Regions from separate parts of the Mus musculus genome. Here region 1 is linked to region 2. The links are chromatin loops, found by intact Hi-C in ENCODE. Cell type or tissue: left cerebral cortex. All regions are shown on one strand. Links, peaks and the distances in the headings refer to the core of each region. The heading gives the core; the rest is flanking DNA.

The links. Peaks named below come from ENCODE experiments on the same cell type or tissue, not always from the same donor. Only the 100,000 strongest peaks of a DNase experiment are listed, where the experiment ranks them.
Region 1: it touches region 2 in a loop (4-fold over the local background); 7 of 42 quality-filtered maps call a loop at or near these places.

The regions. Positions count from the first base shown.
Region 1 is chr3:155,087,697-155,100,427 of GRCm38, reverse strand. It overlaps Fpgt (fucose-1-phosphate guanylyltransferase), which reads left to right and starts at 7,050. Exons shown (of 4, transcript NM_029330.2): 1 at 7,050-7,129; 2 at 8,870-9,037; 3 at 10,224-10,316; 4 at 12,359-12,731. The coding sequence starts at 7,072. Lrriq3 (leucine-rich repeats and IQ motif containing 3) reads right to left here and starts at 6,994. Exons shown (of 8, transcript NM_028938.2): 1 at 6,758-6,994; 2 at 1,475-1,723. The coding sequence starts at 1,723. In left cerebral cortex, for the core only: a CTCF peak has its summit at 7,107; a DNase peak (open chromatin) is centred at 7,043; H3K4me3 peaks cover 1,493 bases; H3K27ac peaks cover 1,034 bases.
Region 2 is chr3:154,657,157-154,669,887 of GRCm38, reverse strand. It overlaps a transcript of Erich3 not described here. Among named protein-coding and RNA genes, the nearest start is that of Erich3, 48 kb to the left of the region's middle. In left cerebral cortex, for the core only: no CTCF peak of the experiment used is centred there; DNase peaks (open chromatin) are centred at 5,602 and 6,111; H3K4me3 peaks cover 1,017 bases; H3K27ac peaks cover 1,683 bases.

The DNA.
Region 1 (12,731 bases), core at 2,638-10,637, 430 kb before region 2:
AATCTGTAAAATAACTTTAAAAGAAGTGAAGCACAGTCTAGGAGAAGGCTCTGTGTCAGGAGTGCTCACTGCTGCTACAATACTTGGGCTCAGTTCCCAGAACCCATGTGTGTGTGGGGGGGGGGGGGGCGCACAACCATATAACCTCAGCTACAGAGAATCCACTGTGGATAACTACACATGTGGCGTGGATACCGAGAGACTCTCTACATCCATAATTTAAGATGAATCAAATCTCAATATATGCACAAGTGCTTTTACATAATTTCATTTAAAACTTTTGGATTACATGTTATGTTTTTCTTCTATATACCTTATTTTGTATGAACTTTTAAACGTTTCTTTATATTTTCAGTAGACAGAAAGTGTTGTGGTTTGTAAGAGAGGCTTTTTGTTTTGTTGTGTTTTGTTGCTTTGATCCAGTGTTTCTTCACTGTGATGGTTTATATATGCTCAACCCAGGGAGTGTCACTATTAGAAGGTATGGCCCTGTTGGAGTAGGTGTGGCCTTGTTGGAGTAGATGTGTTACTGTGGATGTGGGCTTTAAGACCCTCCTCCTAGGTGCCTGGAAGCCAGTATTCTGCTAGCAGACTTCAGATGAAAATATAGAACTGTCATCTCCTCCTGTACCATGCCTGGCCAGATCCTTCCATGCTCATTCCTTCATAATAATGGACCAAACCTTGGAACCTGTAAGCCAGCCCCAATTAAATGTTGTCCTTTTAAGAGTTGCCTTGGTCATGATGTCTGTTCAGAGCAGTAAAATCCTAAGACACTCACTATACTCCCTCTCCTTCCTTTCCTCTCTCTCCTCCATTTTGAAATGCTAATAATGTATATCCTGTGCCATTATGTGTTGTGATTTTTTTTTTTGATTTTACAGAAGGATTACAGTTGAGAAACTGCATGAGTCTCAGAAGAGACTTTCAACTTTGGACTGTTCAGCAGGATTGAGACTGTGAATGACTGTGGGACTTTTATAGTTGGGTTAATGATACAGTTACAAGCCAGTGGGGGACAGGGAGTTGAATGTGATGGGTTAAGGGCAAATGCCCCTTATAGGCCCATAGGGAGTGGCACTATTAGGAATTGTGGCCTTGTTGGAGTAGATTTGGCTTTGTTGAAGTAGGTATGTCACTAAGAAATGGGCGTTAAGGTTTCAGACGCTCAAGTCGTGCCTGGTGCGGCTCACATCACTGCCTGTTGCCTGATGATCTGAATGCAGAATGCTCAGCTCCCTTTCCAGCACCATGCCTACCCTGCTTCCCGATATGATGATAACTGATTCAACCTCTGAACTGTAAGCCAGCTCCAATTAAAAGTTTTCCTTTATAAAACATGTTCATGGTCATAGTGTCTCTTCACAGCAAAAGAAATCCTCTTATACCTAGAAATAGAAAACTAATAAGGTAGAAAGAGAGTTTAGATTTACAGTGTAAGTTCACTGGCATACAGGCAGTAGTTAATGCTTACCTGGTTTCCATGGAGATCAAGTTTGATGAGCTTTTTGCAGCTCTGCAGTGGCTGAATGTCAGTAAGGAAGTTGTTAGAGAAGATGCACACTCTCAGAGAGATGCAGGTCTGCAGGTTCTCCATGGACTTCAGATGAAGGCCACTATACTTCACAAATACAAAATCTTTCTGATCTTCTATTATATTTTCATTATAGTGACTCCATTCCTCATGGCTGGTAAGCTCTTTTGTGATTGTTCCATGAAACATCTAGAAAAGATGGAGATTTATATTTAAGGAGGTAGGGGAAACAGGACTGAAGCCCTGAGGGCCAACAGAAAGAATGGGAACAAGAAACCTCAGGAGGTAGGAGGTGGGGGGACCCTCTAAAACATTACCAGAGAGCAGGGGGGTAAAAGACTCTCAGGACTTAAAGTGAGGAAACTTAGATGAAATGCCCTACAGTGGGGAGAGGGAACTTCTAAAGCCCAACTCCAGTAGAAAGAAAGTACATCAAGTAGAGAGATGGGATTGCCATCCCACAGTCAAAAATTCTGACGTAGAATCGTTCCTGTCTGAAAGAACTGCAGGGACAAAAATAGAGAAGAGCCTGAGGAAAAACGAGGTCTAGTGACAGGCCCAAATTGGGATCCAGCTCCAGGCCTGAAGGCCTGACACTATTACTGATGCTGTGGTGTGCTCACAAAAAGGGGCCTACCATGACTGCCCTCTGAAAGACTCAACAAGCAGCTGAAAGAGTCGCATGCAGATATTTGCACCCAATCAATGAATGGAAGCTGGTGAACCCTGTGGTTGAATTATGGAAAAGCTGGAAAAAGTTGAGGAGGAGGGCAACCCTGTAGGAAGACGAGCAGTCTCAACTAACCTGGATCCTCAAGATCTCTCAGACACTGGACCACCAACCAGACAGCATACACCAGCTGACCTGAGGCCCCCAACACACATACAGCAGAGGACTGCTGAGTCTGGACTCAGTTCAGAGAAGATGCACCTAACTCTGGAGAGATTTGAGGCCACAGGGATATTGTAGCAGGGTCACACAGGAAAAGGGACAGCACGGTCTTTTAATCAGGAAATGTATGGCTATTCTGAGAGAGAGTAGCCCAAATTACAAATAAGTTACCCTTCCAACTTTAAAGCCACATTCCATTCAGTAGACCCAGAAATGCAGGCTGCACCCACACTGTATCTCATTTCCTTTAAGCACATGGCTATGGAATCCTCTCCTTGAGTTTTCCTACCAATGACTTCGGGTTTTTTTTGTTGTTGTTGTTTTTTTGTTTTTTTTTTTCCATTTTAGGGTAAAGTTTTGTTTACTTTCAATGATAAGGACTTACAAGCAGGCAAGTATGGCATGTTTCAGAATAGAAAATATGGCTCATTTGGAGCCAGTAGCTGTTCCACAAGGAATGTCAGAGTACGACTCATACAATAAATGTGTCATTTTACTATGATTGTTTGCTTTATTTTTAAATATTTTCATACAATATAATTTGATCATTTCTTCCCTCTGCCAACACACTTCCCATACTCCACCAACTTTATCTTCCCTCAAAACAAACAAACAAAAAAAAAAACAAAACAACAACAATCACCCAAACAAAGATACTGGTGTACGAAAACCTGTCCCAGGTGATATTCATTCTCTAGGACACATCTCCTAATCTTCCTAAAAAGTTTCTCAGTCCCTCTATCTTGAGACCAAGCATTCAAATATATGCACCTATGGGAGACATTATCATTCAAGCTATCACACTGCTGGAAGGCACTATGCTTGCTTCCAAAGGAGAAACATTATCAAAATCACATATAGGTATAAACCCTGTGAGCTACAATAGTGGCCTTCCTGCAAGGAGTGAACAAGTGTGATAATGGCCCAAATGTTACAGTAGTAACCAATTACTGTAAATCGGATTTAAGGTCCTCTCCACAACTTGAAACTCATACCTGACCCTGTTAAGAAAGCCAAGAACCTCAGACTATATAGGTCATGGGTACTAGAGTAAAACCTAATATTACTAGTCTGCTAAATAAATATAGCAATAAAATGACTCAGAATGATGTATTACTATACCCATAGAAGAGTGCTTCATTCAACCCTCATTAGACAAGCTTCCTCTTGCATTAGATGATAACTAATACAGAGACCTAAAGGTAGACATGTAGCATGTGAGACACTTTGGAACACTCAGCCATAACTAGCATATCTTTATCACATCTCTCCTGCAAAGGGTGTTTTCTGTTGTTTTAGGTCAACAGAAGAATTTAGAGGTATAGTCTTCTTATAATGATTCAATTTCAAAGTTCTCCATTATTAAATTAGTATTATGAAGTAATATGTATTTGTTATAGTGAAGAGCCCAGCAGAGATCTACAGGTTACTACCAAAGTGAATATCTCACAACAAAGCCCACACTTGTCATTGCATATTATGTGGTCTTCACTCACTATGGATAAACATCAAGGACCCTACTTTTGGATCATATATATGCTTTATCTTGTCATGGACTGCTTGTCTTTAAAAACACTATTTTGTGTTTCCATCAGCAACAAGCTGAAAAATTATTCCTTTACATTCTTACTAGTATTTGGTGTATTGGTATTTTAAATCATGGCCAGTCTGGTAGCTATATAGGGGTACCTGAATTTTTGAATTTGAAATTCCTACATATATCTGATGCTGTGTTTTGGTTTGCCATCTGAGTATGTCCTCCAATGAGGTACTTCCTTTTTTAGCTTTTTTGATCATTTTTTGGTTGGCTGTTTGCTTACTGTTGAGTTTGAGTGCCTTGTATTATTTTGGATACCAGTGTTTCACCAACTATGTTTTGCAATGCTTTCTCCAAGGCAGCCACATTACTGGTTATTTTCTTAATTCCCCTTTTTAATCCAATACACAAAATCATATTTTTACAAACATGGTTCATACAATCAACATCCATCCTTATTAACAGCATCAAGATTCCATCCCTCTAATTAAAAGTGACATGCTTCACTGCATCGTGTATAAATAATATATATAGAGAGATGTGTAGTTTTATACAGCCACATCACTGTACATGAAGCTCTTATCTGAAATTATTCATCATTCTGATTATTCCATCTCATTTACTTTAACTTTTAGACAATATACATATTCAAAGAGTTTTATCTCTCTTCTTTTGTTAAAGTTCATTGGGTCTATTGTATGCTGCCAATATCCTCATGAGTGGGGCCATCTACTAAAGCATGGTTGACCTACCAGAGAGGCCACAGCCTTAAAGAAAATTGATTCAGCCTTTCCAAGCAGCTATGAATGGTCCATAGCCCCTCAGGTAGAAACAGGACTTATATAAGCTTTAACGACTGACCTGGTAAAATGCACTTACTGGTATACTAGTGAGAAGAATTTCATGAGGGGTAACCAACAACTTTCTGATTTAAGAATTTAAGTCACCCTCCATAAATAGAGCCCATATCTAACACCGCTATTAGAATCACAAATGTGTGGCCAGACAGGTAGGTCATGAAGTTCTACTGGAGAACCTACTACTACTATTAATCTACCGAACAGACATAGCATATTAAACTAACTCCCAATTATCTATAGCTACACCCATAGTTTAGTGCATCTCTCAACCCTCATCAGAAAGGTTTCTTTCTTTCTTTCTTTCTTTCTTTCTTCTTTTTGCAATATATGGCAACTAACACAGAGACTAATAACTGGTCAATGTGTAGAGAGTACAACTAAGCAGTGCTCAATTTCTGAAAGGTACACACACACACACACACACACACACACACACACACACACACAGTGTAGGGATCACTGTCAAAGGGAGGGAGAAAGAGGGTAAGTGCCGGAGGAGGTGGACACTGTTTTCTGGACATAGCAGGCAGCTGCACTCATGAACTCACAGCAGCTGTAACAGCACCCAAGGCCTGCACTAGCTCAAGACAGCACATTTCAGCATGGAATGGAAAGGTGGGTGTGAAGTACTATATGAGAAATTTAAATTTGGTTAATTTGTTTTCCACTTATAAGAATGTTTGGTAGGTACTCAAATATGTAGGCCTTTTTGACCTGTATTATTCCCTTTGGACCTCAACCTCCTCCTGTAGTTGAAAATAAATTCCCTCTCCATTCTGACAACTCACAAAATTGTCTAGCCAGCCCTGTCTTGATCTCCAGAACCACATACATGATGCACAGACACACAACAATTTCTACTATATTTGCACTAGTTTATTCTACATATCCAATATTATTACAGGTCTTCTCTTATGACTTCACTATGCTTCCCCATACATACCTTTCCTCAGCTCATTTAAATGTCATGTCATCCACTTTCAGCATCTTTTAGTAATTTCTCTCACAATCCACACTTATTTATTGGACAGGTGTTGTTGGTTAAGTGTTTCTATAATCTAAGCAATTTCTCTCCATCTCCCATTATTATCTTTTAAATTTCCACCAAATCTTTCCTGTTTGTGTTACTTTAGTAGACTCCAAATAAAGCTCTGCTTATATTCTTGCCATACCCACCAACATACTTCAGTGTGTCTGTGCCCTTTAAACATAAGGCAGGTCACCAAAAACCTGGGATGACTCCAGTTCACTCAAGACTATAAATTACAAGCTCTGACTGCTATTGCTGTTATTATCTATCGGGCCTTTCTGTATTTTCTTAATTTCCTTCAGCCGGAGTGTATTGTGAAACAGTTATCTCCTCCCCACAAATGTGTCCACTTTAAATACAGAATTAAATGCTGAGGTCAAGGCTTTAAGTGAAAAACTAAGCTTACTCAGAAACTTAAAAGTTCATAGGGAGCTGCTATGCAGAATTCTGAGTTAGATTTTAAAGAAGAGAAGCTTCTCAAGTCAAATTGTAGTGGTAAGATTTCTGGGTTTCAGACTGAAATGGCTTCCTCAAATAGCGTTCCTCTCTATGTACTATGTGAAAGATTAAAGAGATCAACCTGTAGTACTCGATATAAACTTATGCACTCTACAAGAGAAACACATATAACCACTCTATGAAAGTGTATTAAGTAAGACTGGTTCTTTCCAATATCTGGCACCTTTGGTTGAATCTCCTTGAAGCAAGTGAACACAACAGAGTGTGCAGTGCTGGCTAAAGGCGCTAGTTCAGTACTGGGCCTGGGAAGTTGGACAACTGAAGGGTGCAGAGTAGTCTGGCCCACCAGAAAGCATCCCACAGAGCCGAGCCTCTCTCTGGTTCAGGGGCCTGGCCTCCCTGGGAGGCTTCTGACAGGAATAGGAGCTCCGTGCGGGCAGGTCACCTCAGCATCTGGGTGGTGGATCCACTAATGGTGGGTGGGTTGGTCTTCTCGGTCGCACCGCGGGTTGTCAGACACGGTAAGGCAGGAACCCAGAGCTCCGCACAACCCGACCCCGCTAGGTGCCCGCCCATCTGCCCCACAGATCGTTGCCCAGGAAACGCCGCTTGCGCACGCTCACGCCATCCTAGCTTTTCAAGTCTCAGGGCGCTTCCAGGGCCGCGGTGACGTGGAGAGCATGGAGGAGGCGGGGCGGGGCGGGGCGGGGCGGGGTTTGGAGTGCGCGTGCGTGCTAAGTGTGCTCCCGGAAGTCGGCCATGGCGTCTCTCCGCGAAGCCACCCTGCGGAAACTGCGCAGATTTTCTGAGCTGAGAGGTACCAAGGCGGAACTGAGTTCTCTGCCCCCCTGCACGGAGAGCGCCTTCCCAAGGACCCCGCGCAGCTTCCTGTCCGATACCCCTTCCTGTCCGCTCCGTCCTGGCCAGGCCAGCCAGACTTTTCCCTTTTTCCCTTTTCCTCCTCTCTGTGCGAGCCTAAACTTAGATGTCAGGAAGGAGCAGTAAGAGAATTACCAACGGGAAGTAACACTGGCTTAACTCAGTGGTAGAAGACCTTTTGCTTAGAGTCTGCAGTAGTCGTTACCTTGTTTCTTTTCTTTTCCCAAGCCCCGCTGCTTAACTCCACTTTATTCCAATGTAAACCCCAATACGGAGGCAATCATGGCTTTAAATTTGATAATGTAAGTTTGGGGTACAGCTGTCTGGTAAAATTGATATTTATGAGTGCCTAAAATGTACGGTCTTATATTTGGATACCAGAATGATTGGAACTATTAAATCCAAGCTAACATGTCTGTCTCTCTCCTCTCCTTCTCCCTCCCCTTCCCCCTCCTTTCCTACCTATTCCTCCTTCTTATCTCAGTCCCTCCCTCCCTCTTTATCTTTCCCCTCCCTCTCATTCTCTCTCAACTTGTTAAAAACCTTATTAATATTTTTGCTGATTAGAGGGTTCCACTGATTCTTGAAAGTGCAATTTGTCATTTAATGAGTTCATTGAGAAGTTTAGTCCTGGGGTTTGTGTTGTATTCTGATTGCTTATATAAAGTGTAGTTTGATCATCGTTAATAAAAATATTAGAAGCTAGGACTGGTGTCGCAAGTCTGTACTGTCATCTACTTGAGACGCTAAGGCAGTAGGAACGAGGTTCAAGACCTACCTGGATTGCACAGACAAATAGACGATGATAATTGATAGACAGATAGATAATAGGTAGATCGATCGGTCGTGTGGTAGATAGATAGAAAATAAATATGAGTTCAGAGCCAATCTGTCAAGTAGTGGAAGAGTCCATGATTCACTGAAGAATGAGTCACCAAAGAATGATGCCCCAGATTCCAACAGTATGTAAACACAAAGAGTATTTATTCTGCAGAAGTCCAGCCTTCTGGGTCTCCCATTGCCAAGATAGAGAGACCCTGAAGTGAACTCGCAGGACCAATTTCAAGCACATTAGAGGAGTTCTGGGTTAGGTAGGCTTTGCCTTCCTCTATCTCTAGTCAAGTGCATTAGTGAGAAGGGGGGAAGTATAGAATAGAACTTCAATCTGTAACTGAATGTGAACAATCACTTGCAATAGCTTACTACCTTTGAACTAGCCTGTCTCAACCCTGTCAAACGTAAGATACTAAATTAATTAAATAGATAAATGAAGGATTATGAACATAGCTCAGTGATAGAGCTGGCAAGCATAGGACTCTGTGGTTATTTCCCAGTACCACAAAAGAAAAGGAAAGAAAAAAATGATAAGCAACAATAACAAAAGACCACATTCCTAAACAAAAACCTGGAAGGAGTGGATCCTTGAGTTGAAATTTCTCAGCCAGCAACATTAAGGGCCCTGGTTCGCAAAACTTGCTTTTAGAGGGTAATGTTTGCTTGTTTGTTTTGTTGATTGGTTTGTTGGTTGGTTGGTTGGTTGATTGGCTGGTTGTATCCCCTTCTTAGTATGGAAGATGGTAATGATTATCCTTTGTTAGCCCCTGTTTTGAAATAGGCAAACTTGTAAGTGAGATGACTGATAGCATTAAAAGAAGGTTCCTTGCTATTTTTCCAATAGGCAAACCCGTGGCAGCTGGAGAATTCTGGGATGTGGTTGCAATAACAGCAGCTGATGAAAAGCAGGAGCTCGCTTACAAGCAACAGTTGTCCGAGAAGCTGAAGAAAAGGGAATTGCCTCTTGGAGTTCAATACCATGTTTTTCCAGATCCTGCTGGGACCAAAATTGGTACACATTTCATGGGGGTGCTTATAAAGGACTCTGGACAAAAATAATAATTGAAAAATAATTTTTCTTTGTTTATAGTTTATAAACTGTTTATCTGTACACATGGCCTTTAAAAACTTTAAGATCTGAAACTTAGCTTTTAAAATGATAAAAGTCCAAAAAGAGATTCTGAGCCCCTGTGACTTACAGAGAAACTAGTCCAGACCTTATTTTAAAGATTTTTTTTTTTTTTTTTTTTGCCTCAGTACAATTTACACTGGAATTTGCTGGAAGTTCTCTTAAGATCTTTTCCAACTGAGCAACTGAGTCATTTCATGAAGTAGTTTGGTGAAGAAAACAAATCAGGAAGCTGATGTATATATATACTTGGCCTCTTAGGACCAAGTTACGGGAAACAGACAAACAAGGACCAGTTACTTGAAGTATCGTAGAATATTTACTTAAACCCTGGAGAATTCAACTTTGTCATCATTGCAGATATATCAATTACGTGTCACCTTTGATTCCTTAAGGAGAGAAGTGCAAAGGATTTCTTCTACTTTTGTATTGTTATTCATTAAAAGAAGGCCAACATTCATCTCTCATTTACTTATTTACTTGCAGTGTTTAGACTGTAAATAGTATGATTTTATAAGAATGTATCACTAAGCTTGTGGCTCATGTGCTGAGTAAAGCTAAAGCCTCGTCGTGCGGAACAAGATGCACGTGCATGGCACTGGCGTTCCTCTCACTTCCCACTCCTGGTTTAGAAGGTTAGCACCTGTATGATGTCTCTTCTATAGAGGAGAATTAAGTATACAGGATGTAAGTGGTATTTAAAATATTTTATACAACCAGGTTCCTACATTAAGAAAAAAAACAAAAACCTCCAACTAGTGTGTTAGGTTGTGTCATGTGGAAGAAGCCATTGTATGTTGTATGTTGGCAAGTGTATATCAATTTACAGTCTCAGGTCCTGTACCTTATCACTTCTATCATGACACTGAGACATTGTGAGCTTTACTCTCTGTGTTCCCTGATTAGCTGTTTGTTTGCTTACTTACTGTACCTGATCACTTCTTCTGACAATAACATCAATCTGTCTGCCTCCTATTGACAAAATTCACGTCTTCAAAATTGTAACATTGCTTATATAAAAATATTCCTAGTTTTATCTGAAACAATATGCTTCTGAATTGTTTTTAAGGAAATGGAGGATCAACACTTTGTTCCCTTGAGTGTTTGGAAAGCCTCTGTGGAGACAAATGGAATTCTCTGAAGGTCCTGCTAATCCACTCTGGTAACTTATTGTTGACTTATTCACATTTGCCCTTGAGCTTTCTACCTTTGACACCGTAGAGACTTTGTCCCCCTTGCAAATGATCTCTCAAATTTTATTTTGCCTTAAAATTCATTGATGGTATTTTACTTGAGAAATAAATACTCATTTTTTTCTTTTGTTATGTGCAGTTTGTAAATGGTAGGATTTTCACAAAATTTATTTTTAACATAGATTATTACATCATCAACTTCTATGAATGTTTTATTTCACTTTTGTTTTGCAAATAGAAAATTATTTTTTATAAAACTCATGAAAATGTGACCATTTCTCAGGCACCTTGAGGGGACTTTTGTTGCCGAGGAAAATGGATGATGATGATAATGATGATGATAACCCTTTTGTCAAAACTTCTGCCTTGCATTTTTGTCTGATTTTTAAGAGCAAAAAAGCTACAATAATTAACAGTTTTAAAAACAAAAGAAAAGGTGACAAAATATGTAAAAGCAAATAGAACATTTCAAATGAGAAAAGTCAGAAAAACAGTGTTAGAAGTATAAATTAATACATGTAATTATATGAACATTTTGGTTTCATAGAAACTTCTGTTGTTTATATTCCAGTGAGCTAAAAGTTTTACCAAGGCTTAACATTAGCCTTGGGATATATAATTGAGAATGGTCATATTTGTAGCTTTAAAGATGCTTTGTAATTCTGAGTTGCATACACAGTAATATGACTTTCTATAGATGACATGAACAAAAACATCTAAGTCCTGCTTTCAAGAAAAATTAACAATATAGAACAATTCATTGTCTTGTAGAGTAAAAGTTTTTATTATGAGTTTAGTAAAACTAATTACACTTAGAAAATAACTAGCAATACATATAGTGAGCCCTCTGGATCCTGGCATTCCATCCACCTCTGCAGATTCAAGCAACCGTGGACAGAAAGTATTTGAAAGAAAATAAAAATGTCTCTATACTAAATATGTACCTTTTTAAAAAAATTCCTGGAATATCTCTACATAACTACTGTTTATATAAACATAATATTGTACTAGATGGCATAAATATATTTTCCAGTAAAGCATTGTGGGCTACATGCAAATACTGTGCCATTTCAGGGCAGGGAGATCAGTACCCTCAGATTTTGGTGTCTACCTGGGGTTGCGTCTCTATGGATGTGAAGAATAGCTGAAGATAGTTCTTTGAGTGAAAACTAATATTTTCTGCTCTCTAGAGAAAAGAAACAATGAAAATTATTTTCTCTCTCAGATCTTGAACAATATATTTTGTACAAAAGTAATTTAAATGTGTTACTGATTTCCTGATGCCCCAGAGGACTTTAGTAAATCCCCAGGTGCTCGCTGAAACCTGCCACTATCAGCATGAAGCATGCTACAGCAGACTTTATCCCAATACACAAGTCTGCACTGTACTATACACCTTTCTCTACACGAAAAGGATTTAAGACAGCTAATGTGTTTGAGAGAACATGTTTCAGGAATCAGGACATTATGGTGTTCATTTTGGAAGGGAAAAGCCAATTTAAATGAAAAAGTGGTATAATTTTAAAAAAATTTACTGAAGTAAATTTGCCTTTATTTTCTCTAAGTATATTTTGTAAGTTGAAGGCAATAACTCATGAAATGGATGTATAACAGAGAGGTACATTTTGAAACTGTTAAACTGTTCTAGTCTTTTACACTATTTTCTATGAAGTACATTTCTCATACATAACTTTAACCATGCTTGGAATGCCTTGTCAAAAATGTACATGAAAGATCAAGTTTTAATTTTTGTTAGTCATACAGTTGTTTCTGAACAGGCTCTGTGTGTCTTCAAATCATTTCCTGACCTAGAGACTTTAAAATTGCATTGCAACTTAAGATTGCTATAAGAGAAACACTTTTCGATTTTTTTTTGTCTAGATCTAATAATTCTACTCTGAATTTTGATTAAATACTTAGTATTAAATATCTTCAGATATTATACCTGGTGCTACCAGATTTTGAAAATCTCCTAAAGAACATATTGCTAAATACTTTGCAACTTTTACAGGTGGCTACAGCCAACGCCTTCCCAATGCGAGTGCTTTAGGAAAGATCTTCACAGCCTTACCACTTGGTGAACCCATTTATCAGATGTTGGAGTTAAAACTAGCCATGTACGTGGATTTCCCCTCAAACATGAGGCCTGGAGTCTTGGTCACCTGTGCAGATGATATCGAACTCTACAGTGTTGGGGACAGTGAGTACATTGCCTTTGACCAGCCTGGCTTTACTGCCTTAGCCCATCCGTCTAGTCTGGCTGTAGGCACTACTCATGGAGTATTTGTCTTGCACTCTGACAGTTCCTTACAACATGGTGACCTTGAGTACAGGCAATGCTACCAATTCCTCCACAAGCCCACCATTGAAAACATGCACCGCTT
Region 2 (12,731 bases), core at 2,922-10,921:
CCCTTTCCTCCCCAACTTGCTTCTTGGTCATGATGTTTTGTGCAGAAATACAAACCCTGACTAAGGCAAACCCTCTGGGTCCTACCACATTTGTGCTGACAGCTGTGCTAGAGGGGAAGACCATAAGGAAGCCATGTATCTTTAAGTAGATGAGGCTCCACATCACAGTAGCCTTCCTCAGATCAAGAATCAGCCACAGGAAGGAGATAGGGAGAAGGGATCAAGGATCAGAGAGGACTCGAAAGAGAATGAGAAATTATTAAAGAATCCAGACCACTATCTCTCCACGTTCCAGGGTTGTTCACTGTTTATGTTTATTTCTTGAGGCTCACTGTACAAGCAATGATTTGGTAACAATTTTCTAGAAGCCTAAAATCCTAACACCAACAGAATCACAGTAAAGCATGACTATTCAAAGTGCTCTGTTCAGCTTGTCACATCCCCTCCTCTCTCTGCAGAAGACACATTAGTCCAATGAGCCAAGCTCCCAGATGAGTTACTTTGGGCCAAGTAGCAACAATGTTGCCAGTGAAGGATGTGTCTCCTTTCTGGACTGGAGGGAGACAAGAGTGAAAAAAAAGATCAGTTTTCCAAAGCTGGAATATTCTGCTTGACTGTTTTAGGTGAAGGTACAAGTTCTTGAAAATTGTTTAACCTATAAAACCAACATGGGGTTCTACACATAATTCACTACTCAACTGCTTTACATGTGCTTCGCTTGGATAATAAAGACAAATAAGCCAAGGGAAGGAAGAAAACAACTAGGGAGAGTGTGTTGACACACCCAAGTCTGGAGACACTGCATAACCTCATTATCAAACGCAGTTTGGACAGATAGTCACTTATGCAAAAAATAAAGAATAACTATTCAAATATACTTACCTTAAATGCTGCACTTGAATACACAGTACAAATATATGTCTGATCACTTTACGTCTTTGCTAGTTGAGAGTTTTCCTTGAACTAGCCAACTGTTCTGCTATTTGTAGTAAAGTATGCACACAGTCATACCATTTGGGGATTTACAATCTGAAGAAAAAATGACAAAGACACTCACAGAACACAGTGTAAAGGCTGCGGTGTGTGCTCTGCTTCTTTGTGCTGATTTTAGTGCCACTTAAATGTGAGAGTTTCCCTTTACACTTGGTATTTATGAAATCATCACATACCATGTAGTATTCTGCAATCTGTGTAGGGGAGGAAAGATGCTCAGGGAGGGAGGAGCCACGATTCTCACTCCATACCATATGTCTTGGTCTGGATCGAAATGAGTCACAGAAGACTCAAAACTAACTACAGAATTTGAGGTTTTCCTTAGAAGTGACTTTCCAGAATCCTAAAATCCTAACACCAACAGAATTATCCACCTAAAGCCAACAATTATTCAAACCACAATGTTCAGCTAAAAATTTGAAGGTTCAGAAATACATGCTCCCTCAGGCTTAGATTATCCTGGTGCTATGTTAGGAGTTAAGAATCCAGTCAGAAAAGCTGTACTTTCCCTTTTTGCTCTTAGTCCAAATAACCTGAAGAATACTCAGTCTCTCCTTCCTGTGTTCCTAAGCAGAGGCTCAGAGAACAGATGAGAGCAGGGGACCCTACAAGACCTTATGATGATGCTGGTCTCTAAATCAGTTTGTAAACTTGGATTTGCACAGTCACAGGATACCGTAAAAGACTTTCCTGGAGACACTTGAGCAAGGCTAGCTTCAGTAGACGTCTAACTCTACTCTCAGCTTCCTCCTGTGCTTTCTTAAAATGGGAAATGTTTACTTCACTCATCCCCACATCCTCATACCTGCCCCACTACAAATTATAACCCCCCTTCTGCTTCCATGAAGGTGAGGTAGCCCACACTCTCTGTTATCCCACTGGGGAGCATGGGGCTTAGGAAAGGAGAGGTGTGAAGGGACAATCTTACGTATAGTCTAGGGGTTGCTACAACAAACACCTTCCACACCGGGCAACTAGTCTGAATAAAAATCCAAAAGCTCCCAATTCATTGCCTCAGAAGCAGCTGAAAGCTCTGGGGAGCCATTAAACTGAACATTTATGGGGCCCAGGTGCCTGAGGTTTTGATGCTCAGCTCTGAAGGACTTCAAAGCAATGCTATTACCAGGACAAACGCCCCTCCCCACTCGCATCTCTTTGTATGAATGGGTTTGTTCAGAATAAGGAAGAGTCATGGTATCCATACTAAAAAGAACATTTAGGATTGTGGCATAAGATCAGAGGAGAAGCCAGGGCTAGCGAACCTGTTAAATCCAACCATTAAGTGGAACCAACTTGTTTCCTAAAATTAGCACGTTGGCCTTCAGAAGAACTACCAAACAAATTCAGATATTTAAAAAATAGCAACTCTGAAATTCTGTATTAAAGGGATGATTTGGGGGATCGGCATGAGCAGTGAACTAGAATCTTCTGCTGAGGGCCTGATGGTTAAGGATGGAGGGAAAGACCCTGAAGACTGCTCAAGCGTGTAATGGACACATCTATTGTGCACAAATGAGTGGATTACAGTGTCACCAGGGAATCTACATACTCTCTAAAGATGCACAACTGATACTATTTGGCTCTCTGGAGTTATCAGGAAATACAACAGTTTAAAGCTATATTTTCTGCATTTTTCCTTGTTATGAAGTATAACTTTTCTCTCTTCTTTACTCAAAAATGTATATTTGATGGCTCTTCTCAGTCGATTGGCTCTCTCAGACAGAGACCCAAAGCCAGGTAGATTCAGAGATGAGCATGAAGAAAGGGCTATATGTTTTATTCTTATCTAAGCTGGAGGATGCAAGAGTCCCCATTCCATCCTGAGTCAGAGTGCCTCAAACTCATATAGAACCAGCAAAGTGGGTGGGACCTAGTAAACTGGAGGGTCCATGAATTCACTCTAAAACTCCTTTCATTTCAGACAGTAGAACTGGCGATGATGTTTCATAGTTGGTATCCACCAAACGGAGAGGCAGCGGAACCGTGACGTCTATGTTATCTTTGCAAGACTTTTTAGGATCATTTTTATTTACTCCCAAACTCCATCTGAACAAAGCCCGCATGGGGCCCTGTGTGCCTTTTATATCCAGTGTTTGATGATGTAATTAAGTAGGTGAGCAACTCCGAGGGGAGAAGAGCCAGGGGAAAGCATCAGCCGCTACTACCCGACAGGAGGAAGTTCAGATGCACAATATCTGGTTTATGGTAAAACTGCACTTTATTGCCATCTTATCTTTAAAATGTAATAATTATGAATGATGAAGAAGGCATCTCAGCTTTGATGAGACCCTTTATTTGCTACTCAAACTTTTACTATTTCCAAATGGTAACATAAACAAGAGAAATAATTACCCCTTTTATTTGAGGAGGAGACTTGCGTCAATTTGAGTGCTTTTGTTCTTGGGTGAAGTTTAAGGCATGTAGACTAAATACATTTCTGCTTATGGTTTCCATTTGTTTGTTTGTTCCCTTATTTTGAAATAGAGTCTCCTCGTGGAGCTCTGGCTAGCCTGGAGCTTCCTAGGTGCAGGAGATTGGTCTTGAAATCATAGAGACCTGTCTAGTTTTGCTTTTCAAGTGATGAGAGTTAACATTGTAAGCCCTGTAGCTCGCATCTATTTACTTTTACAAAGCAATCACAACGTACTTACACAGGCACTATTAAAAAATTATTGCCATCCTCTATAGTAATATTTGGTCACTGTGTCTGCAATTTATCAGATGTTGATCTGATCTGAATGAAAGTTCTACACATTAATGCTCATGTATATTAGATTATTGCATGGGATGATGAAGGGCACAAGCTGACCAGAGACGCTGGCTTTATGTTTCGGCCCTGGCCCTTCAAGCTGAAGCATCTTAGAAACCTCTCGGTCCTGATCTTCACTGTCTGTGGAAACCTCAGTCATTACTCTCTCTTTTTCTGTAGTCAATGAAATATCTCATGTTTACACCAGAGCCGAACCTGGCTCGCATACGTATTGAATGTCTGCTCTAACAAGCTTTTCTTTGGTGACCACATGCCCTATCAGCCAGTACCACTCATTCAACCAGTGACTCTTAAGCTTACCCTTACCCTGAACAGTCCTAGATACAGAGAAGCAAAGCATATAAGGCATGGAGCTAATACTTCAAGAAGCTTTGCATCTTAGTGCAGGATGTGTGTGCCAACCCCACATCCTCCTTGAACAGTGCCGCACAGTGCGCATGTTTATTCAGTCCCCTTTCCCCGTGTGCTCGTAACTAGTGAGGCTTCAGAAAATTTTGACTTCTGTTTCTGAAATCTTAATCCTGGCACAGTGTAATAAGCAAATGCAGGTTTGCCTGTATTTTCACATAAATGATTAAATGGAATAATCAGATTCTAACTTAGTCAAAAACTTGACAAACATAGGAAGAGACCGTGACGGACACATTCATTTTCCTGGATTCAGACAAAGTGCCAACAGCATCTGCAGAAAACATGTTATTCCCATCCCATGGGACCCATGGCCAACTACAGTTGCTCAGAAACTCAGCAGCAAAACATCAAAGCACCAAAATTCGATTTAGCACGGTGCCCTTACTTTCCAAAATGTTCTGAAACCACCTTCCAGCAGGACAGCTTAGAGGGCTCTGGACTGTTCAAACATTACTGTTTCCTGTCCTTTCCCTGGGAAAAAGTAAGATCCTCTAGTGTGACTGTAAATCATGAGAGCAATAATGAATATGGTGTCTCAGACACCACCAATCCACTGCTCCTTCACATGTGTAGTAAATGGACTTGAAAATCATTTTCAAATTACTTGAAAAACCGAAGAGGGGAGGGGAGTGCTCTGTGTACTAGATACATTTGGTAATAAACGCTGATCTAATGTGTGTTGCACACTTAATTCAAAAGGCAAGAGGATGCTCTTCCTTTCACAGAGAATGAAGACCTTGTTTGTGTAATAACCAACAAAGAGTGCTCACTGTCTATTATGCTTTGAATGTTGCTAATATGCCTTCTGAAGAGTCGCCCACAGGAGACTGTCTGGGTGCATGAGCACCTCATTCGTTGAACTCTTCCTCTTGCCAGCCATACCACTTTCCTGGGCCCAGGTGGTTCTAAAGAAGGCTTTATGGTGCTTCTGCAACTAGGAAGATACATCCTGACATAAGGGGCCTCCCTCCTACAAGGAGACCTTCCTAGACATAGAAACAACCTTTCCTTTGTATGCAAGCCACAGAGAGAATTTATTTCTGTCTCGAATCTCCCAACAAATGCGTATTTCAGTAACTTCTACTTTAGCATTTAAACACTTGCGTTCCACGCTGAGGGACATTCATCCCAGCTGACATTCGTCCCTGCTTATTGTACGCGGTTTTCACATCCATTTTTCCTGTCTTTCCAGGCTGAGAATTTCAAGAGTGGCGAATGTTATGAAGAAGCGAGGATGGGTAGGGAGGAGATAGGACGCCTGGGATTTCTGCCATCCTCCTGCAACCTAGAATCTGTGTATGTTTTCCCCTCCCCGAGCTCTCCCTCCCTCTCCCTGCCGCCCCAGAGCTCCGCAGCAGGAGGGAGGAGGAGGAGAGCCGCTGGCTGAAGCCGCCACCTGCCACAGCTAGGCAAAGCCAGTTGTCACTTACCCAGCGGGGTGAGAATGGCTCATTTTTGCAGAATCCTTTTCAGACCCCGCTGCAGGTGCAGATGCGGCTAGCGGTGGCTTGCTGCAGTGGCGGGGACTCGGGGCACCTGGGCTGGGCTCCGCCCTTCCTCACCCGGGCTCCCCGCAGCCTCCCGGTTGCTACTCCGTGGCGTCCACAGACTCCCAGTTGCTAAGGGAGGAGGAAAGGCACGCACCTAGGGCTGGGAGAAGCAGCGGTGCTGCTGGAACCAAGCCTAGGCAAGCTGGAAAAGAAGCCTGCTCCAACCCTACTCGCTGGGCCGTGATATGGGAGGATATGGGAGGAGGTCCAGCAGGCCGCAGTGCGGTTCCTCTAGGATTACCGTTCCCTAGGCACCTGAACCCTGAAGAAAACACACAAACACACACACACACACACACACACACACACACACACACACACACACACACACACCTTTCTGGCTCAACTTCTTCTTGCTAGGCCCCTGACTGGATGATGTCTGTTGGCAGGAGAGCCAGGAAAAGCCACAGCCAGGTGCCTTGGTTTCCGTTCCTCCTAAAAACAGACCCAGAACACTCGTGCATGAATGATCTGTTTTCCCTCTGTATGGGTGGCAGCTTTTGTTTCTATAGCTGCAAAGAATTGCCATCAGCTTTCTTCCTCCCTGGAAGTCCCCATCTTTGTGTCCCAGGTCCCCATGCCAGCAAGACGTTCCCCGGTTCCCCGTGTTGAGAGGGTGGAACGGAGTTTTGTAATGAGGAGGGTAGCTGTGGATTGAAACCCTGCAGGAAACTAGTTTAAGGGGAAGGGCTTTGGTGGGAAGCCTGCTCGGTCCTGTGCGGAGATGACCGATTGTTGGTCTTGCTTTGTCAGATAGCTGCGGAGTCAAGGGCTTGTTGGGCGGCTTTTGTGGTGGCCGGATACCAGAGGGTGTTTGAGCTGTCACTGGGTCTCTATTTCACCTGTCTTCTAGTTCTCCCACACTCAGAGGTGGGAAAGCCATTGCCTTCTCCGTCTACACTCTGCTTTTTCTCGTATTTCAAAAGTCCGCTGAGCATAAAAGGCCAGTCGGCTTCTTTGGCATCTTCTCCAGCACCATTCCTCAGAGTCACTGTGACACCTCCTCCGTCTCCCCCACCTTAAATTCTAGCGAAAGCAGAATCTTTCCCCATTCCTTTCATGAGACTATAACCCTACTCTTGACTACCTGGGCAGAGAGCGTCTATCTGCCCTTTGGTACTCAGGTTGAACATTGTTTTCTTAACATCCTCAACTTTGCTGGTGAGCTCTGTATTGATGACAAAATCTCTGTCAAAGTGTGCTACGGAACCATCTGAAGGAGAATGGAGTTAACTTTTTACAGAAGGTCTCAGAGGGGTCAGTCTGCCATTGCAAGCAGGTGTACCAGTGACACCATGTTAGGAGTTTCACTTGCAGGCAAACCAGGAAGTGGAGAACAGGGCTTCAGCACAGCCAATCAAAGATAGACGCAGGCAGTGACCCATTCTCTGCCCACCAAGCCTCACCTCCTAGAGGTGCCACAGTCTCCAGAAACAGCACCCCTGTCCCTCTCCCTCTCCCTCTCCCTCTTCCTTCCTTCATACCCCTTTCCCCATTCCTCACATACACTGGCATTGCTGAACATGTCTGTATACCTTCTCCATCTTTCCTAGCTGAGGGAAAGATCTTCCATTTTGCACATTTATTTTTATTGTGTTTTCAGAAGCAAAGTAGCAAGTCAACAAATGTTCAGAGCAAAAAAAAAAAAAAAAAAAGGAAAAGCATGCTCTTCTAAGTTACATGGATTTTACTGAGTGCTCTGTAGATGCTTTTTCAGAGAAACAAGGAGGCAATCATTTTCCCCACGTCCACATTGGTCTCTAAACAGAGAAACCAAAACTCAGACAGATCTAGCTGATTCAAAAGAACTATCATTTTAATCATTATAATGGGATTTCTTTCCTCCTGTAGCTCCTGTAAACTGCTGCAGAATTCAAATTATGCTTAATCTCAGAGTTATCAGACCACAAATACCAGATATCCCAAGGGTAAGATTAAGTCGATAGATAGATAGATAGATAGATAGATAGATAAATAGATAGATAGATAGATAGATAGATAGACAGACAGATGATAGATTGATTGATAGATAGATAGATAGATAGACAGACAGACAGACAGATGGTAGATAGATAGATAGATAGATAGATAGATAGATAGATAGATAGATAGAAGCTAGATAGACAGATGATCTATAGATAACAGATAAGTGGTAAAAAGATTGATGATTGATAGATTATAGACAGATAGTGTCTTAGTTAGGATTTTATTGCTCTGAAGATGCACCATGGTCAAGACAACTTTTATAAACATTTAATTGGGAATAGCATACAGTTCCAGAGATTTAGTCCATTTTCACCATGGTAGAAAGAACGGCAGCATCCAGGCGGATATGGTGCTAGAGAAGAAGCTGAGAGCTCTACATCTTGATCCACAGGTAGCAGAAACAGACTGTGTATCACATTGGACATAGCTTGAGCATAGGAGACCTCCAAGTCCCCTCCCACAGACACGCACACAGATAGTGACACACTTCTGCCAATAAGACCACACCCACTCTTACAAGGCAACACTTTCTAATAGTGCTAATCCCTATGACACAAGCATTCAAACACTTGAGTCTATGGGGCCATACCTATTCAAGCCACAACAGTTGGTAAATGCATACATGTACTGGCTAGCTTTATGTCAACTTGACACAGCTAGAGTCATGACAGAGGAAGGCGCCTCAATTGAGAGAATGCCTCCATAAGATCCAGTCCACTGTGGTTGGAGCCATCCCTGGGCTGGTGGCCCTGGGTTCTTTAAGAGAACAGGCTGAACAAGCCAGGAGATGCCAGTCAGTAAGCAGCACTTCTCCATGGCCTCTGTGCTATCTCCTGTCTCCAGGTGAGTTCCTGCCCCCATTGTTTTTCATGATGAACTGCTATATGGAACTGTGACCAAAATAAACCATTTCCTCCCTAAGTTGTTTTTTGGTCATTGTGTTTTCCTAATTAAGACAACAAATAATAAAATGGCACATAGAGAGAAATAGAGGATAGACAGACAGATAATTGATGGACAGAGAGATAAGGCAGATAGCAAAGGCCAACAGACTTATCTAGATCAACAGCTTATACTAATTAATTAATCAGTCAGATGAATCAGACTGAAGAATTCAAGGTTGCCTTGGGAACCAGATCTAGAGATGGGCAGAAGGCTGCTCCTTTCCCAGAAGTGTTTTCCTGCTGCACTGGACTTCCGAGTCTTTATGAGGATGCAGTACTGTTCCTTATCATTAGATTCAGCTAGAAAAGATGGAGGGGTGGGAGGCTGGAGATGGAGAGGTGGAGGGAGTAGAGGTAGACCCTACAGTGCACCCGAGGTTCCAGCATTCCTAGGGACAGCACAGGCAGTGCAGCCCTCCATGGGCGCCAATTAATTTCTTCAAATACCAAATGACACTGTCTCAGTGATGGAATGAAAAGGGAAAATAAAACTCGTTGATGGTATGCTGGAGTTTGTAGAAAAGGGTCCTCTGGCAGGCTAGAGACAGGCCCCCTTACCAGCACGCATTAATTCATAAACGGGCTTGAGTTCTCCACCCCCGTGAGCTACACCATTTCACATCCCTGATGAAAACTGCGAGGAAGCCCCTAATTTTCACTTCAGAAAATGCTCACTGTGAAAATGCATTGGGAATTTAGCCAGAAGGAATTTTTTATGTTAATTTCTGTTATGGAGAAAGGGTAAGGGAATGAAGGGAAGGGGAAAAAAAACTAAATTAAACGATTTCAAGACCAAATAGTCACTAGAGTCATCTCAGTTTCTTTTGAGAAAACAAGCCCCCAGATGTGCCCAGTAACATCAGAGAACATACGGATATTTCTGCTTTGTAGAAAGATCTGTGGGCTGGGAGTGAGGGTCAAACGCTGAGGGAGCTGTCATGAGGCAGGAGCACAGGACAGTGCTGCGTGGTCTCTACAATCAGTGATGGGCTCACCCATCCAATCTTAGAGGCCATCCTAGGAGACTGGCCATCTGGGGCTTGCTAGCTAAGTTCCGCCCAGTGTCTGATTGTTTTTGTTCAGCCATCAAACAAGAATTTATTAATGGTTTATTAATGGTTGGGGGCAGGGAGTCTTAGAAGTTATAGAAGAGACTTGGAAATCCTATGAAATTTACAGAAGTTCTCCTGGAGGGAACCACACCCATTTTCAAGAGTGTCACCTTTATTGCTCCCCATGTCCCAGGGCGGGGCAGAGTTGCTCCCACGGTGGCCTATGCTGCACAAACCCCAAAATACTCTTAATTTATACAAAATGTTTTCTAAGAAAGCTGCCCCTGGCCTATATCAAGTTTACAGGCAGAAAGCTATCTTATTCAAGGCCCTTGCTAAGCTCTGAAAAAGCAAACTAAGAGTCTGGGACGAATGCACAACAGTAACATGCTTGTTTTTTCCCTGGCCTCCACACACATGAGCACACACATGCATAAACAGCTGTACAAGTACACCTGCACACCCTGAGCTTACACACACATATGCACACACCTACACACACATACACACACCTACATACACACACACCTACATACACATACACACACCTACATACACATACACACACCTACATACACATACATACACCTACATACACATACACACATGCACACATATACACACACATACAGACACATACACACACACACATACACACATAAACACATACACACATACATACACATGCACACATACGCATACATATATAACACACATGTATACATACACACACATACACACATACATACACATGCACACATACGCATACATACATAACACACATGTATACATACACACATACATACACATGCACACATACGCATACATACATAACACACACATATACATATACACATAAACACACACAGCTGAAAAAGAAGAAGAAAAGGCTGATGAAAGACTGAATGGATGGAAGACATGTCTTTCCACATGCTTCTCGTTGTAAAAGAAAAAAAAATCAAATAACCAGGACTTTCATCCAATGTAACCCAGCGGTGCTTGGCAGAAGTTTTGTGGAGACTGCCTCTATCACCATAGACCCTAACAAGCCAGAGTCTTGAGAGACAGTGCTCTGATGGTTTCCAGGGACACCTTCCTCAGCCAGCACTATGTAAACCTCAGTTGGATTGGGGGTGAGCAGAGTCAGTGTTTCACAAGGACGTGCCCAGTTGTGCAGATGGCTAGGTTTACAAGAGAGCTCCCTAACTCCTGATGGCCTGCTAAGCTGGCATTGCTCAGAGCCTTAAAATCAAAAGCAGGAGATAGAGGGTCAGTGCATCAAGACTGCACCAGGCTATTCAAGGTGGGAATGTGTTTCCATGAACTCGTTTCACAGTTGCTATGGTCTGAAAGTCCCTTACAATGGGTGTGTTGATCCTTAGTCACCTATGTGATAGGATTAAGAGGTAGGGCCCTTAGGAGGTGAATATGGTTTGAGGGCAGAGCCTTCTGGGTGGGATGAGAATAATAAAGTCCTTATCATCGACTTCAAGGAGGAGCTTCACTCCCTCCCACTCCTTGGTCTTTCTGCCAGAGCTGGACGTTGGTCCAGGAGACATAGCAACAAGATGCTCTCTTAGAAGCAGACAGTCGTCCTGTTAGACATCAGGACTGTGTGTACGAATATCCTTGGGCTTCCTGGGTTCTAAAACATTGAGAAATAAAGTTTATCTGTTTCCACACTATCCTGTTTTTAACAGTGGTACCAGACTAAGGCACCACCTTTCGTGATGAGCTTGCTCCAGTGAGCCGGTGGGTGAAGGTTAGCTAGATGTAAGAAAGCCTGTAAGCAGGTAGAGTGGCATACTCCCAGTGACAAGTCAGACTTCTGAGTAACATGAATATGGAGAGTGTCTTCAGAGCCTTCTGTTCCTACCATGCCTACTTCTGAACTGGATCAGATCTGCAAGCAGACCTTCTGGGGATACGGAGAGTTGATGGGCTTACTGAGTGACTGAGAAATCAATGGCACTCACAAGCCTGAGGCCCCAGCAGTGAACAGGACTCCTCTCTGTCCTCACACTTGAAGTCTGTCAGCGGAAGACAGGGAGATAAAGAACAGCAGAGCGGAGGGTGGAGGAGAGGTGGCAAAGTGCCTGCCTAGCTCACACGAGTACCTGAGTTTGTTGCCCAGTGCTCAGGTAGAAAATCTAGGCATAGTCCTGTGCATCTATAACTCTGCTACATGGCAAGGGAAGTGAAGACAGGCAGAAGGATCAGCAGAGCTTGCTGGCCATCCAGCATAGCCCACGGGTGAGCACCAGGTTCTATGAGATCCGGTCTCAAAAATTAAAGTAAAAATCTATCCAGGAAAACATGATGCCAACCTCTGGCCTCACACACACACACACACACACACACACACACACACACACACACACACACACACGTGTGTACATACACACATACATGCATACTTGCACATACACATACATAGAAGCACTCACACATGCACACTTGGGTGCACACACACAGGTACACACATACCATGCACATTCACACGTGCATGCGCACACATGCACATGCATGTGTACATGCACACAGGTGTGTGCACGCACACTCATTCACACACGAACAAATATGAACACACACACATGCACACACATGTACACATGATACATGGGAGAGCTAAATGCTGTAAAGTGCCATGTACTGTCATCTCATGTACCTGCCCCATCCACCCTCACTATCCCCAGCCACGTGCCCTCTGTGTCCAATGTTATTACTTCTCCCTAGCTACTCTATTTCCTCTACCCTGTGCAATGGTCAGTCCTAGGTATCAGCTTCACTGGATGGACTTCTAGATGATGTCTGGACATGTTTGTGTTCCAAGGAGGAATGGCGCAAGAGTTAATGAAGACCATACATATTCACTGTAGGCTCCTAGTGGGTCTCTTAAACAAGCACACTCCCCACCCCCATGGTACCACTTATGTCTTTCAGACTGTGACCACATCTTTGACCAAAAGGAGTTTTAGAGTGAAACTACTTACTCTGACTCATAATTGGGAGGAAAGTCCACCAT